Regions from separate parts of the Homo sapiens genome. Here region 1 is linked to region 2. A link is a loop called in an ENCODE intact Hi-C map of the cell type or tissue named here. Cell type or tissue: gastrocnemius medialis. All regions are shown on one strand. Each heading gives the region's core, and the rest is flanking DNA. Links, peaks and the distances in the headings are about the cores only.

What was found. A loop is a pair of places that touch in the nucleus more often than their neighbours do. Peaks named below come from ENCODE experiments on the same cell type or tissue, not always from the same donor. Only the 100,000 strongest peaks of a DNase experiment are listed, where the experiment ranks them.
Region 1: it touches region 2 in a loop (2.0-fold over the local background); 3 of 110 quality-filtered maps call a loop at or near these places.

The regions. Positions count from the first base shown.
Region 1 is chrX:11,260,466-11,268,812 of GRCh38, reverse strand. The region is part of intron 1 of ARHGAP6 (Rho GTPase activating protein 6); the gene reads left to right. Among named protein-coding and RNA genes, the nearest start is that of AMELX, 29 kb to the left of the region's middle. In gastrocnemius medialis, for the core only: no CTCF peak of the experiment used is centred there; no DNase peak of the experiment used is centred there; H3K4me3 peaks cover 1,933 bases; H3K27ac peaks cover 2,707 bases.
Region 2 is chrX:11,337,184-11,345,530 of GRCh38, reverse strand. The region is part of intron 1 of ARHGAP6 (Rho GTPase activating protein 6); the gene reads left to right. Among named protein-coding and RNA genes, the nearest start is that of MIR548AX, 23 kb to the right of the region's middle. In gastrocnemius medialis, for the core only: no CTCF peak of the experiment used is centred there; DNase peaks (open chromatin) are centred at 3,950 and 5,180; H3K4me3 peaks cover 310 bases; H3K27ac peaks cover 5,332 bases.

The DNA.
Region 1 (8,347 bases), core at 89-8,088, 77 kb after region 2:
CACATTCAGTTGGTTAAAGTAACTCATAGAGCCAGGCGGGCTTGAAGGGCAGGGGACTACACTAGGCAAAGAACACTGAAAAATGTGGTCCACTCCTGGGACTACCACACATGGCTATGCAGGTTGCCTGGATGCTGTCTCCAGGTTTTTATGGACTGGGGCTAGAAATGAAGCTTGTCACTTCCTCTGACATTCCATTAGCTAGACTCCAGTCATATGACCACTATTAACTGCAAGAGAGGCTGGGAAATGTAGACTAGCTGAATGCCCACGAAAAAGGGGCTACGGGCTTCATGAGCAGTCAGTGTTTTCCTCACTGTGCGCCATCCATTTCTGTGCCTCCATCACTTCCTCTATAAAATGAAATTGTTGGAGGCAGTGAATACATGGCACACATGAAGTGCTTAGCACCTAATACATGCTCAGTAAACTTCTACTGTTATCATTCACTATTATGTAGTGGCTATTTGATTTTATTCCATCTAAGTAAAAGCACACCGCACTGGATACCAGGCTAAGGAATTTGGACTTTGTCCTGGAGCTAAGGAGGAGACATCAAAGGGTTTTAGGCAAAAGAGTACTGTAATCAGAAATGTATTCACTCAAAAAGTTTGACAGTGATTCTATGATATTTTTGCCTTAAATGTGCAAAATATCACCAGTGATATAAACAGAAATAATCCAGAATAAGAGCCAAGAAGAAGGTGGAATGAATGCTTAATGGCATAGATTCTTAGGCTATAAATTGTTTCTTGGTATGCTTAGATATGGAGGGTTAAATGGGAAAAAAATGACCATTGTGCTCTCAGCACTTTTTGTGATTAGCGAAACTCTTCCACAGATGGAACCTTTTAGTTGCTTCCTGATATTTATTTCCAAGGCTCTTTCAGTGACTCTTTGGTCTCTTATTGGTTTTACTTAAAGAGTTGTTATTTAAATCTTAAAAAGGATTCCTTATCTTTATGTTTTGTTTTTCTGGTTTGAATGCATTTTCCAAAGAATACCAAATATACACACCTTCTCCATTATTTCTGCACTTCCTCTTAAGGCCTGCCTTGCTTCCACTCTTAAAACAGACTAGGAATTTCACAAGATGTTGTCTCTCGGGATTATTTGAGATTATTCACTTAGTCACCTTCTTACGAAACATTTATTGACCTGACAGTGTATGTCTCCATCAAATAATTGATTTAACAGACCACTCTAGTGTTAGGTAAACATTCTTATTTCATCACTGTCTCTTCCTTATTAGATACTTATAACATGGCTCCTACTAGTACTGACTCTGAACTGTGGTTTTGTCTTCCAGTTAATTTGTAAGCTCATAGTGGTTGGGATGACAGCCGCATTACTTATGAGCTGTGAATCTTTGAGCAAGTCACTTAACTCCTCTGCGCTTCTGTTTCCTCATCTGTAATATGAGGATAATAATGTAACCTACTGCTAAGAATTATTTTGATGGTTAGATAAGTCAGTGCCCATAAAATGCCTAAAACAATGCCTGACACTTAGTAAGTGCTCAGTCAGAACTACATGTTGCTGTCATCTATTTATAAACTAAAGGATCATTTGCCTAATAATAAAAAATGAATTACATATTTATCAATTTCATGTGAAATAATATATTAAGATATTAGATATATTGATATTAAGATATTAGATATCTTTAAATGAGGATGTAACTTCCATTGATGAGTATCCAGTATGAGCCATGTTGACTGTCTACTGGAATAATGCGTATTTTCAACATCAGTTTTTAGGATAGTGGTGGTGGAGGTATGTGCAGTAACAGGTAGATTTTACTCTGAATCTCTGTTTAAGTTTAATCATTCTAGTAAAGAAAACCACCTGGAATATTTTACTGCTTTAAAATTCCTTCCTTAGCAGCAGCAGCAGCAGAGGCTATGTGTGGCTTACATGATTAGTTTCACAGAATCCTAGTAAAAGCATACCGAGTCCTTAATTTTGAATCAGTAAGATCTTCCATGAAATCATTTCCCGGTTTGTAAATTATAATCACAGTGATTCTTTTGTTGGAATTCACTTGAGACCCATGAGAGAACTATAACTTCCTATTGACTGGGAAACAAAGATGTCTTTTCGAGTTGTATTTGGTTCAGTGCCATGTGGAATGCATGGAGATCAAGGTAATTCGCGATTGGAATTAATCTTCCCTTTTCTCTCTGCTCTTCATGGATGCCACCCCCAACCCCCACCCCAACCTGAACCCTCTTAGATATGGCCATGTGGGTATATTCACTCTGACCTCCACACCCTCTGTTCAGGAAATGAACAACTTCTCAAGGACTGCTGTCCCACAAAGAGGATAAAATACAGAGCATGTGTTATGCTTCAGTGTGAAAGAGAATGAAAACTTTTGCTTTTTAGTGTGTGTGGCTAGTGTTAGAAAAATGGAGTCAGTAGTTTTAAAATATAATTTAAGAACTGAGAATTTGTCCTAAACAAAGAAGGCATCCTATGTGCTTTATCTTGCTCTCAGGGGTTTCACCAGTGGCTTCCAACATTCTTTGGTTGATTCCTAATAAGGACAGTTTGCACAGTTACAATCCAATTACCGTTTGTAGATCCCTGTGGAAAAGAGGATTTTTTTTAGAGGAATCCTTTTCTAACTCGAGTATATTTCTTCAAAATACTCTCATTCTTTTTGTCCCTTCCCTCCCCTCTTTCCTCCTCCCCAACTCTCTCTCTCTCTCACCCTCTCTCTCTCTCTCTCTCTCTCACACACACACACACACACACACACACACACACACACACAGGCACACACGCATACAAACACACGCACTCACTCATTTGTGCACTTACTCAGGGACACAGCCTGCCTCTGTTCTGAAAGGACAGGAACTTCTCAATGATCCGATGAAAAGATTGCATATTTTTGGTCCCAAGATTCACAGTAGCGGAGGTCTCTGGCAACAAAAGGTATCGTGGGAGTCACAGCTATGCCAGCTGGGCCATTTCTCAGACATTCAATATGATCTGCCATTTCAGGATGCATTTTTTACCAAAAAAATAATTTTTTTAAAACAGACTCAACTTCCTACTGCAAGCTTAGTTCAGTTAGATTAGAGAGGACAGCAAAGACGCGGCTGATTATAATTTATGGGTAAGCAATATAAATATCTATACTTACACTACTTTTTCAGAAAATAATTGTGATAAAGTTTTGTGATTCTTTCACATCCATCTTGTGATTTAGGAAGAAAACTGGAATGATCAGTGTCTGAGATGTGTGACAGCTAAAAACTGTCTGTGTCAATATGGATTTATGAGAACCTTATTTTTAGATTAATGATGTGGCAGCTTGAAATGAGCAAACTCAAGCAGGAAAGGATTGTGTCATGATTAACAGAACAGCATAATTGAGCTAATTTCTGTAAAAGATTCGGGCACAGGCTGTTTTGAAGTCTGAAAGGGTAAAGTGGTTTATCTTTCCCTCTTAACTTCTTGAATATGGGTGCAACATTTTAGTTGCTGTGGCTGTGATAAATATGGGTTTAGGGGAACAGTTTGGATATTAAATAAGGCTAATAATACATCGGATGTGCTTGTGCTGTCTTTTACAAAAGAGGAAACTTTAAGCCTCTGAATTTTTAAACACTGTCTGGCTTTCATTATTATAAGGGTATGTCTCATAATGAAAGGGCTTGGTGGTGGAAAGAGGGGAACATGACCCTGATGTCCCAGATCCCATTATGCCACTGCAGCTGCTTTGCTCATTTGTAAAGTTAGAGGTTTGGATTGGTTTATCATGAAATGTTATGAAATACATATAGTGGTTATGAGTCTAAATTCTAGAACCTAAAGCCTGGCTTCAAATCCTAACTCTGCCACTTAATTGGTGTGTGCTCTTGGCAAGTTACTTAAGTTCTGTGCCTCAGTTTCTTCATCTGAAATATGGGAATAATGATGGTAACATAGTCCTTAGGTTGTTGTAAGAATTAAATGAGATAATATAAATAAAAGGCTTAGAACAGTAACTAGCAGAGAGCGGACCATCTATAAATGTGAGCAGTATCTTCAAGGTCTAATCTATCTCCGGAGGTCGTTCTAATTTCAGTGAACTAAATTTAATTAGAGAAAGACAAGTAGAACCATCAGCTGCTGGCCCTGTCATTAAGAAATTTCTAATTCATGCCAGTGTTTCCAGTTTTTGCAACCCTGAGATTTGTGCAGGCCATCTTACCTTCTTCCTCCCATCCAAGACTCGAGAGAAGCTTAGAACTGAGAATTAAATTGATGGCCATTAGAAAAGTCCACAATTCAACTGGGACTACACAGAAATGAAATTGACCTTTTGCTCTGACGTTTTTGCCCTTGAGGACTTCCAGTATGTCCCCTCTATGCTAACCACTGGAAAGGTTCTTTCCACTGGAAACAAGATGTAAGTGACATTTGATTTTTTAGATGGTGTTAGCCCAGCCCTGGGTTTGACAATGTTCATTTCTACTTCTTTAGTTTATCGGTAACCCAGGTGAACAGGCCATTTGCAGATAACCACTTCTATTTCATGCTAGCATTTGCATATTTTCTAATATGCTAAATTATGTTGTTTGATTTTTTTTTTTACAGGCTCTCTGGGATGTTTCTCAGAGACAAAATCTTAGGAGAGGAGGAAAATGGTGATGGCAAAAGGCAGATCCTAATCATAGATGTGTCTTTACTTTTAGTCCAGTCCAGGGGTCAGCAAACTTTTTCCATAAAGGGCCAGATGGTTACCTTTACGGAAGGGCAGCTTCATGGACTGTGCAGTCTCTGTTGCAACAACTCAACTCTGCAATTGTGGCCTGTAGGCTGCCACAGAAAATAACAATGAATGAGTGTGGCTGTGGTTTTCATAAATCAATAAAACTTGATTTATGAAAACAATCAGTAGGCAGTACTTGGCTCCCCGGCTAGTCAGCTTGTATCAGCAAAATCCCTGTCATCATCCCCATTTCATAGATGAGGAAAATGGGGCATGGGGAATGTAAGTAGCTTGCTAAAAAGCCACATGGCTGGCTAGTAAGTGGCAAAACTGGGACTCAAACTCAGGCAGCCCAGCTTGCCACCCCTTGCTTTTAGCCACCAGGCTATGCTATACCTATGTCAACCAGTCTCTGCCTGGGCTGCTGGGCTCCCAAAACCTGCCTGGCTCATTCCCTCACCTCCTTAAGGGTTGGTGCAAAAATCATGTTCTCTGTAAGGCTGTCCTGGTAGCTCATGCAGCACTCCTATTCCCCTCACCCTGTGCTACCTCCTTCTCTATCTCTTATCACCTTGTAAAACTTGCTGTGTAATTCAGCACACATTTCTTAAGAGTTTTTGGTGTCTCTAATACTTCCAAGTTAAGATGCTGTGTTAGGTCCTTCTTGTATCACCATAAAAATACCTGAGACTGCGTAATTTATAAAGAAAGGAAAAGAGGTTTAATTGGTTCACAGTTCTGCAGGCTATACAGGAAGCATGGTGGTGTCATCTGCTCAGCTTCTAGTAATGCCCTTGGGTAACTTGTACTCAGGATGGAAGGCAACAGGGAACCAGCCTGTCACATGGTAAGAGCAGAAGCAAGAGAGAGAGGGAAGAAGTGCCATGCCCTTTTAAAAAACCATATCTCACATGAACTCAGAGCAAGAATTCACTATTGCAAGGACAGCACCAAGATATTCATGAGGGATCCACCCTCATGACACAAACACCTCCCACCAGGCCCCACCTCCAACATTAGTGATTGTATTTCAACATGAGATTTGGAGGGGACAAACATCCAAACCACATCAGATGGTGATGCAAATTTAGAGTGGTGATGATTAATATTAATTATAACTTAAATTTCCATTTATTCAGGTCTTGTGGGAGCTTATAAGCCTTCCACAAGAAATTCATTTGTATTGTCTGATATTATCCCTACAAACTGAGAGTTAAGTCTTGTTCTTTTCTCCATCTTAATAATGAGAAAACCGATGATCAGAGATTTTCTGAATCTTACCAAAGAACTGCCATCTATCTGAATCCAAGTCTTCACCACCATGCCAGTGAGACTCAACTTTTATTATGCAAAAAGTAAGACTCATCTGGGGATGCTGCTTTATAATGGAGGTGCTTGGGACCTATTCCCTGTGACTCTAATTCTCTAAATCTACCTTAGAGCCAAAGGAACCTACGTGTTTAACAATGATCATTCTGCCCACGTGATTCCGATGCCTTGGGTCCACAAACCACATTTTGAACAGCCCTGCCTCACCCCTTGTTTGGCCCTGGGGAGTTTACAGTTGGATGAGATTAAAGAGATGCTGCAGTTAGAGACTAGCCCCAAGGATGTAATAAAACAATGTGGTGTAGAACAAAACCAAAATTATTTCAATCAATTTTATTTCATGGGAAAATCAAGTCTGTAAAGGTGCAACTTAGCTCAAAAGAATGACTTTCTGAATAAAGCATAGATATTAGATTGTTTGGGTTTTAGTTTGTCTTTTGCTTCTTTTTTTCTAAACATAGAGACATATACTTCTGGTGGGAAGGAAATCTCTTTAGTTAACACTTTTGGTGAGTTGTTCTCCAGTTAATCAAGACTCTATTGTTTTCAAACTTTTTTTGGTTTGCTTCTTTTAATTAGGTTTGTAGTGTTTGTACTTATTAATACTAGCTTAAAATAAGCCCTATGATTCTGTTTATGTGTATAATACGTAGAAAAATACATGTAAAATACACATAGTAATGCATGATATATAAACGAATATATAGTACATATTTTTATGATAAACAAAATATATAAATAATTGTTAATATTTCCAGCACCATCATTTTAAGGAGATTATATGTAATCTGGGCTTAACAGCAGACTTATTTATGCTAAACCAAGGTTTCTCAACTTCTGCACTGTAGACAAGTTGATCCAGATAGTTGTTGATTTTGGGCAGTAGTCCTGTGCATTATAAGGTGCTTAGCAGCATCCCTAGCCTCTATCTTCTAGCTGCCAGTATCAAACGCTGCCCCAGTTATAACAACCAAAAATGTCTTCAGACATTGCTAAATGCTCACTGGGGGCAACATTACCCCACCAAGGACCATTATCCTATATCATTTTATCATATTGCTGCCCTTTATTAATGCTGTCACATAGTACCCTAGAATAGAAAGATGTTTTTACAACTGCCAAGGTCTTTAGTCTATCCAGAGACATTGGATGAATTTCAATTTCATCTACATTTATAAAATCTAAACAAATTTGAAATCATCCATTTTCAATCCTTAAAAAAATTCCATGATGATCACTCAAAAGACTAGATTCAGAAAGCCTTCAAATGAGTCATTCATTTATAAGATAAACAGTCACCAAAGAAAAATGCTGGTCTGGACCATGCATGTGAGCCTTGAGAAACCACCAGAAACATATTCTAGACTGTGCTGGTAGGCTTTGGTGCCCTTCCTGGGTGCTTGTTTATCACTTTATGGTCCATGCCATGAGAGTCAAAGGGAGACTATGACCTTTGTGTTCATGTCTTACTGCTCCTATGAAGTCTGATGGGTGGGTATAGGTATCACGGATTAACTCTTCCCCGCGTCACCTATTATCACATTTATTTTCTCCCCTCATGTACTGGCATGGGTTTTTCTTGGCTTATCAACAGGCTATTTCAAAAGACTGTCTCTTAATGGTTTATTCGAATCCAGAATACAGTTTCCCACATATATACAACATTGTATGGGTTGGTTAGGTTTCCAATTTATTTAACTCATGATGGGGCTGGTTCATTAGTCCCTAGATTGACAAATATTTATTCAGTGGCTGTTAAGTGCCAGGTACTGCCTTAGATACCGAGAACATCAAAATGAATAAGCCAGACAAGGGTCTTGCCCTCCTGAATCTAGCTGTTGTATATGGCTGATAATGCAAGGCCCTAGGACTGGGTTGCTGGAATATGGCTGTAGATGCTACACAAATATGTGTAGGGCACTACATGACCCTAATCTCCATATCAGGGGTTGGCAAACAACAGCCAGTGGGCCAAAAGCAGCCTGATGCCCGTTTTTGTATGACTTGCAAGCTAAGAATTATGTTTACATTTCTAAATAGTTGAAAAAAATTTGAAGGAAGGATATTTTGTACACATAAAATTATATGAGCCTTGACTTTTCATGTCATAGATAAAATTTTTGGAATATTTGTTTATGTAGGGTCTATGGCTGTTTTTGCCCTACAATGGCAAAAGTTGAGTAACTGTGGCAGAGACCATAAGACCCACAGAGCGTAAAGTATTTACTATATGTAATTTTCTATAATTCTATTTTATGGGAAAAGTGATTTCAGAATTCCAGTCTTGGGACCTCTCCAGCACAAATCATT
Region 2 (8,347 bases), core at 204-8,203:
TTAGCATCCTCTTTGAGTTTGAATCAGATACTTCAAAGAAAAATATAGAAAAACGAAAACAAGTATCTATGTATTTGTTACTCAGATTTAGTAACTGTTAACATTTGTTCTTATTTGCTTTGGATATTTTTATCTTTTTTAAAATAAAGAATCCCTTTCATTGACACAATTGTAACCCAAGAATTTTCCCCATTCTTTCTAAAGAGGCTATTGTCAGAGGAATCTGAATTATTTTCCACTTATTAAAATTGGTTATTGAGAGGCAAAAGAATAGAAAGAATATTGATTTTATAGTATATATTCAGAGCATCACTGGTGCATAGTATGAACGATTTGATCCAATTTGTATGGTTTTCTGCCCATCGAAGACTGAATAATATCATGAATCTACTCCCAAGAGAGACATAGAGAATGCATCACATCTCTTTCCTATTGGGAATGGGATATGAATCTAAAAGACAGTAAATATAAACCATCCTAATTCATAATAGAGAGCTGGATATATTTTTCAATTTCAATGGCAACTTTGAAAAGTACATTATTTTTCTCTGCTGCCTTTAACATACTAATTGCCTTGTGGTATAAATGCTTTCATAAATGCTCTCTCATCTGATCTTGTGTGATAGTTACAATAGATGGTATTACAGCTCTCTCCCAGGTAAGGGTATGGATGCACTGGGATGTCTGTACAGTGTTTGGCAGTCTTGGCTGGACCTTTGTATCACCTACCGAGCTTTGAAAAGATACTGATTCTGAGCCTATCCACAGAGGTTCAATCCAACCAGTCTGAGCAACAGTATTCTTTTCTTTTCTTTTCTTTCTTTTCTTTTTTTTTTTTTTTTTTTTTTTTTTGTGATGGAGTTTCACTCTTGTTGCCCAGACTGGAGTGCAGTGGTACAGTCTCGGCTCACTGCAACCTCCGCCTCCTGGGTTCAAGTGATTCTCCTGCCTCAGCCTCCTGAGTAGCTGGGATTACAGGCACCTGCCACCACCATGCCCAGCTAATTTTTGTATTTTTTTAGTAGAGATGGGGTTTCACCATGTTAGCCAGGCTGGTCTTGAACTCCTGACCTGAGGTGATCTACCCACCTCGGCCTCCCAAAGTGTTGTGATTACAGGCGTGAGCCACTGCGCCTGGCCGGGCATCAGTATTAATTGATTCTACTGTACTGCTGAGGTTGAGAACCCCCAATGGACCGACCAGTGGTTCTCAAGTAGGGACTATTTGCCCCCGCAAGGGGACATCTGACAATGGGACATTTTTTATTATCACAACTGAGAAGGGGCATCCCCTGGCATCTAGTGGGTAGAGACCAGGGATGCTGCCAAATATCCTATAGCACCCCTACAACATAGAATTATCTGGCCCCAAAGGTCAATAATGCTTATATTGAGTAACCCTGATTTAAGCTGGACTAAAGTCCCTCTGACTCTAAGCCATATTGTTTCCCCAGTCTCAAGTTGCTAGATTATTCAAATTAGTCATCCTCTTATTATTGCTGCTAATAAAATATATTTTAATTAGGTTGTTCTTCAAAACAACATTTACAATGACTTTTTAGTTTATCAGGAACCAAGTGATCTTGTGTCATAACCATACTGGGATAGGCAAAAATCCTTATATTAAACATTTTCAATTACTTTTATCAGAATACAAAACAAGCAAGCAAACACACAAAAAACAACACACCATCAAAAAGAAGAAAAGAGCTATTTCTCAACATAAATTGCTCTGTATGTATTATCCCAGATGAGCAATGTGTATTATATAAAGCAGTGGATTTCAAACTTGAGAGTGCATTGAAGTCACCTAGAGGGCTTGTTAAAATACTGATTGCCGGCCTCATCTCCAGAGTGCCTAGTCAGTAGGTCCGGGGTGGGGTTCAAACAGTTGCATTTTGAATAAGTTTCCAGCTAAGATTGACATTTCTCTCCTAGGGACTATACTTTGACAATCATTAATGTAAAGAATTTCTCTATATTAGCATTTCAAATGAATATTAACCCTGGGGACCATCTATTAAGGCCTCAAGTTAATATTCCTAAAAGTTAAAAATCATTTTATCATAGTATACAAATAACTTAAAATATGATTCATCAAGAAATATAGAGGGCTTCCTAATTCTATAGTTACAATCAGGACAGCCCTATAGAATCAAACCTTTTGCTCCCACTTCTAAGAGCAGCAAGAGCTAGCAACAGCAAGCTTTGCTTAAGAACAAGCCTAGTAGTTTTATGAATGCACAGCTCTCTACCTGATCGGAAATGAAGGGATGCCAGTTCACTGAGACATTTTTAAACGCATCTGGTCAATGAGAAAGTTGATATTTTCTGTTTCCTGATGTGTATCCTTCAAATTATACATAAGTGCTTAAGTGAAAATGACTTGATCCAAATTCCCTTAGCTTTGGATACATTAACATATGCTCATGGAAGGGTGGATGGGATATCTAAAATTTTATTGAAGTGTATTGCCTCTCTATAAAATAACAAAACCTTAACTCCTTAAGTAATTAAAATATTTGGCAGAAGTGGCTAAATAATGTTAGATTCAAGTATGGAATCTGAAGCCCATTTCAGGTATTTCAAGAACAAGTCAATTATTCATCCAGTCTATCAGCCAAAGACACTTGACAGAGAGCAGTGACATGGTGTTTTGTAAAAGGCATTTCCATAGTACTAGTGCTCTCATTTTGTTGTCATCCAGTAGAAAGAAGTGTACACATTTGTGAAGAAATGCATGAGGTAATAAAACTATTTAAAAATCCACATTTTCTCAATTTAGATGGACTTTTCTTAAACTAGTATAAAGTTAGGTGTTACCATATATTTTGTAGGCATAAAAATCTAAACCTCAAAGTGGCAGAATTCAAGAGTACCCATCCCTTATTTTCTACAGGAGTTCATCTGAATCCCTTGATAGTAAAGATTTTCTTTCTTTCTAGAACCTGACATAATTCCTAGTACATACCAAGTGATAATGACACTTTCATTGAATTTACTTAAATAGCTATATGAGAGGTCCATGTATTTCTATATTTCATGAATTTCAAATTATATATTTCAGTCCCATTTAAAGTTAGGATCTTTATAAAGAAAATCCTGAAGAGGATCCAGACTATAGCGTCCAATGTGCAAATTTTTAATTGTGAGCTAGAGATTGAGAATAAAGGAAAGTTATTGGAAAATTTTCCAAGAACTAAGCCTTTCTGTTGTGCTGGTATTGATGATATATGTGTCAGTCAGCAATAAGACTACCAAAGGTGAACTAAATAATCCGGTGCCATAAAATGTCTTATAAAACTTAAGCTGCTAAGAAAATCTAAGGATTAAAAAATGTACCTATTCGCATACTTCTGCTGTTGTGTGTTTAAGAGCAAACTGAGAGGTTGCTATGGCATTACTTATGCGTGCATGGCAACAGAGCGAACTTAGTGATTCAGCTTGATAAAAGAGGAAATTAGCTCACCATTTCCCCTTTCCCCAAATCAGAGTCAGATATCCAAATATTTCATTTTGAAATGGTATATCCATCAACACGTTCTAATGGATGAAAGTCAGTGGGGGTGGGGGTGGGGGAAATGTCATAAGGTGAAATTCGTATGTCATGTGCTTACTTTAGGGAATGCAACTTGTGTCTAAACAGTCTATTCATATCTCTGCATCCTTCTTTCCCCCTGATAGGATGGGGTTTCTCAGTGGCATCTGTTGGGTGAATATACGATGATGAGTAACACTTTGGCAAAAGACAGCAATTTATCAGCCCGTATAACTTTGTTCTAATGGAAGTGGATCATCCCAGAATTTGAGAAAGAAACATTGTTCAGCTGTGAAACTCCAATTCCCTGTGTGTAACAGCCCTCCAGGGAAGGAGTAGATTTTGTCAGCATAATATGTGAAGTTTAGTCATTATCAACTGCACAAAGCAGAGGTCAGGCGTGGGCGTACATGTGGGAGGCACTATTATGAAATCAACCCACAGCCACTGCCCTGCTGGGGTGATCCAATACAAACAGAGCCAAATGTCATGAATAAATGCTGACATTTTATCACATGATTAGTTTAAATATTATTTTACTACTGTGCTTTTTCTTGTATTATTTATCTTTCACATCTTTATTTTGTTTCCGGTTTCCTTTCTTTAAACTGATAAATGAAAAATAGGGAAGTATGTTTTGAGTCAGTACTTTGACCATGAACACAGGAAGTTAACTGAACCCTCCACCACCAGAACAACAACAACAAAAAAACTCTAAACCTGTGAATCTTGGAATCTTAGATTTGTTCTGGGTTGACATGGGTTTTGGAATCATAATTTTATTAATTTATTTTTTAATTTACATAGAGTAAAATTGACCTTCTGGAGGGTATGGTTCTATCAGTTTTGACAAATACATAAAGTTGTGTAGCCAACATCACAATTGTGATACAGAAGAATTCTATATATACCACCCCCCACCCCCACCCCCACCACCAAATCTCTTCCTTCTGCCTTTTCGTAGTCAACCCCTCTTTTCACCCTCAGGCTCTGGCAACCATTGATCTGTTGGAACTGTATTAATCTGACCGTTTTTCTCCACTCTGTCCATTCATGCAACAACCGTTTATTGATAATCTATGCTGAGCTCCATTTTAGGTGCTAGGGATGAAATGGTGAACAAGACTGACATAGAAGTTTCTATCTGGAAACAAGATAATGAACAGTAGTAAATCAGTAATTCCAAATTGTGGCAAATGCTGTGTAAAGAACAGAAATATTTCTGTGACAACAGATATCTGAAGGCGAAATCTTTTTTTTTTTTTAGACGGAGTCTCACTCTTTCTCCCAGGCTGGAGTGCAGTGGCGCGATCTCGGCTCACTGCAAGCTCCGCTTCCCGGGTTCACGCCATTCTCCTGCCTCAGCCTCCCGAGTAGCTGGGACTACAGGCGCCCGCCACTACGCCCGGCTAATTTTTTATATTTTTAGTAGAGACGGGGTTTCACCGTGTTAGCCAGGATGGTCTCCATCTCCTGACCTCATGATCCACCCGCCTCGGCCTCCCAAACTGCTGGGATTACAGGCGCGAGCCACTGCACCCGGCCGAAATCTATTTTAGACACTGTTAAGAAGGTTACTCTGAGAAGGCAGCATGTAATCTGAGGACTGGAGGAGGAGAAGAAGCCAGCTGTGTGAGGTGTGGGTGGGGACACATGGGGTAATCATTCCAGGCGGAGGGAACAGTATGTACAAAAGAGAGTTGGGAGTCTAGTGAGTGAAGGGAGCAATGCCATGAGGTGCTGTAGATAGATAGGCAGAGCTTCACTAAGGTGTATGTACTTCATTGCATTGCAGTGAGAAGCCATTGAATTAGGATGGGGCTCTAATGGGGATGGTTTGATTGATGTTTTGAGCTCTGTGTAGAAAATCTGTGGTAGACCAGCAAGAATGGATACAGGGGACCAGTTGATTTGCAGCCACCATCCAGTTGACTGTTAATGGAAGATTGGGCTTGGCAGCAGCTGTGGAGATGGAGAAGGGATGGATTTGAAATATATTTTAGAAGTATAAGCAACAGGACTAAGTGTTTAATTAGATATGGGTAAGGGGCTGGTGAAGGAAAAGGGGGAATCAGATGTGACTCTCAAGAGCTTGCTTGAGCAACTGGGTGGGTGATGCTATTTACTAACATGAGTAAAATATTGAGAGAGAAACAAGTTTGTATTGGAAAATTTAAAAGCTGGGGCTTTGGACAGGCTGAAATAGAGAAACCCATTAGACATCCGTTTGGAGATGTGATGCCCCTAGATGGGGATATGCATGTAGAATTCAGAGGAGAGCTCAGAGCTGAGGAGAGAGAAATTTGTGTCATCATTTAACTTTTAATTATTCATTATATCATAAATATACAATTTAAATATATTATTATATTTTGATATATTAACGTTAATATAAAATCTGTATTATTAACAATTTATTCACTGATATTTATTGAGGGCCCACCATGAGGGAGACTTAGTGAGGAAATGGAGGTATGATGGTGAGTGCAAGCCTGTATGATCTGAGACAGGCTGGCAGTAGTCACACAGATATGTGTAAAATTTAAGGGACCTCAGTACCACAAAGGAGAGGGTTCTATGAAAGGGCACGAGAGGGAGATTCGACTAAATCTGGGTGGAGGTGAGGGTCAGGAAAGGCTTCCCTGCGCATTAAAGAATGAGGAAGTGGGAGAGGATATCAGATTAAGGAAAGAACATGGATAAAAGTCGGTGTGGTAGAAGACCAGAGATTTTGGTTCTCAGATGCACTGTGATTCCAATTTAGATGTCCAGAAGGGCATCCCAGGAACATCTCAAGCACTTCAGGCAATTCACATTCCTTCAGCAAATATTTGTTGAGCACCTGGAGTGTGCCTGAGATTCTTTCAGGTGTTGGGAATTCAGCAATTTATGTGCAAAAGTTCTTTCCCTCATGAAGCTTGTTTCTTTCTGGTGGAGCTGATTCAGGAGGTTCACAAATTCCAGACACATCTTCAGAAGGATTGACTAAGAGATGTTGGCCTGCAACAGAGCCATGAGGAGTGCCAGCATTTAGAGCTCTAAAGGAGCAGAAGCAGCAGCAAAGAACCTAGAGCAAGTGGCTAGTGAAGGAAAAAGAGAGAAAAGGGGTGCGTATAGCAAAAGCTGGGGGAGGTCCAGATGGCAAAGGTAATGAATGGCCAGCTAGGTTTAGTGGTGCTGAGGGATCAGGTAGAATAAAAGCAGAATAGTCGCCCCTCAGCTTTATAACATGGCAGCATTGGGAATTTTTACCAAACCAGTTTTATCTGAATAGTGGAAGTAGAAAACAGATTGAGTTGCTTGAAGGAGTGTCTGGGAAGTGAAAACTGACAAAGTGAGAAGATATTGGCAATTGAGAAGTGAAAAATTGCTGATGACTTTAGAGAAGTTTGCCTTCAGTTCGGGACTTCATTATTTTCCTGCAGGAAAGAGTCTTCTGTTAGTGGGGAGATTAATTAACTTATTTTTGCCCAACTTGTCTATCTAAAAGGAAGAAAGTAGTAATACATTAAAAGATTGAGACTGCTGAGGATGAAATGGGGTAGTATATGCATGCAGTGGATGCTCACTAAAAATAAGAGCTTGCATTTATAGTATTTTAAGTTTGCCAGTCTCACTCTACCTGACATAAATTTTCAGTAATTATCTTATTAAATGCCAAGTAAGATTCAAATTATTATTAACTGATACTCAAGGGAGGAAATAGGGTAAGTTAAGCAAATTGCCCTAATAACGCTGCTCATAAGCCATGGCCCTCGGAGAATTTGAATCCATATTTTCTGTGGTTTGGACATGGTTTGTTTGTCCCCATCAAATCTCATGTTGACATTTGACGGTCAGCATGGTGATATCGGAGGTGGGGCATAGTGGGAGATGTCTGGGTTACAGGGATGGATCCCTCATAAATGGCTTGGTGCTGTTCTCATGGCAGTGAGGGCATTCTCACTCTTGACACTAGATTGGTTCTCAGGGGAATTGATTAGTTCCTGCAAGAGTGGGTTGCTAGAAAGCCAGGACACCCCTGGGTTTGGTCCCTCTTTGCACATGTCTGCTTCCTCTTTGACCTTCTCAGACATATTTTAATGGAACACAAAAGCTCTGCTGAAATCCAAGCAGATGCCAGTGCCATCTATCTTGTAAAGCCAGCAGAACTTTGAACCAAAATAAACCTCTGTTGTTTATTAACTACCCAGCCTTAGCTATTCCTTTATAGCAACACAAAATGAAGTAAGACAACATCTGTTGACTTGGTTCTATGCTGTGTTTGCTCCACTTGGTGTTGTAATTTTATTCCCCTATAAGAATTGTATCTGCTTAAGTGGAGACTGAGTATTCATCTACTTTGTATCCCCATACTTACCATTGCATTTAGCCCAGTGCCTGGCACAAAGTTTGCAGTTGTGAGTGGCACTGATATGAAATTTCTCAGCCCTTGGCCCAGCCTTCTTGGGCTGCTCTTGTTTTTGAAGCTCCAGTTTATACTCAGGAGAAATGCTTTGGACTTCAGACCTCCAAACTGATTCATGTTACACATATCATCAGTGGAGAAAGTGGGACAGAGTAAAGGGTGGAGATAGCTCTTGAACACGACAGTAGAAATGGTATGATGTTAGCAGAAAATTAATATGTGCACATCTTGTTGTACTGAGAAATACTCTAACATTATAAGGAAACAAATAAAACTGATCATTGCTAGGTGACGTATTATATATATAGTATATAATGTAAAAATACATATATAGTGTATGTTGTATATAATGTAATTGAATATTATATTGTATATTATATGCAATGTACATCTATATATCT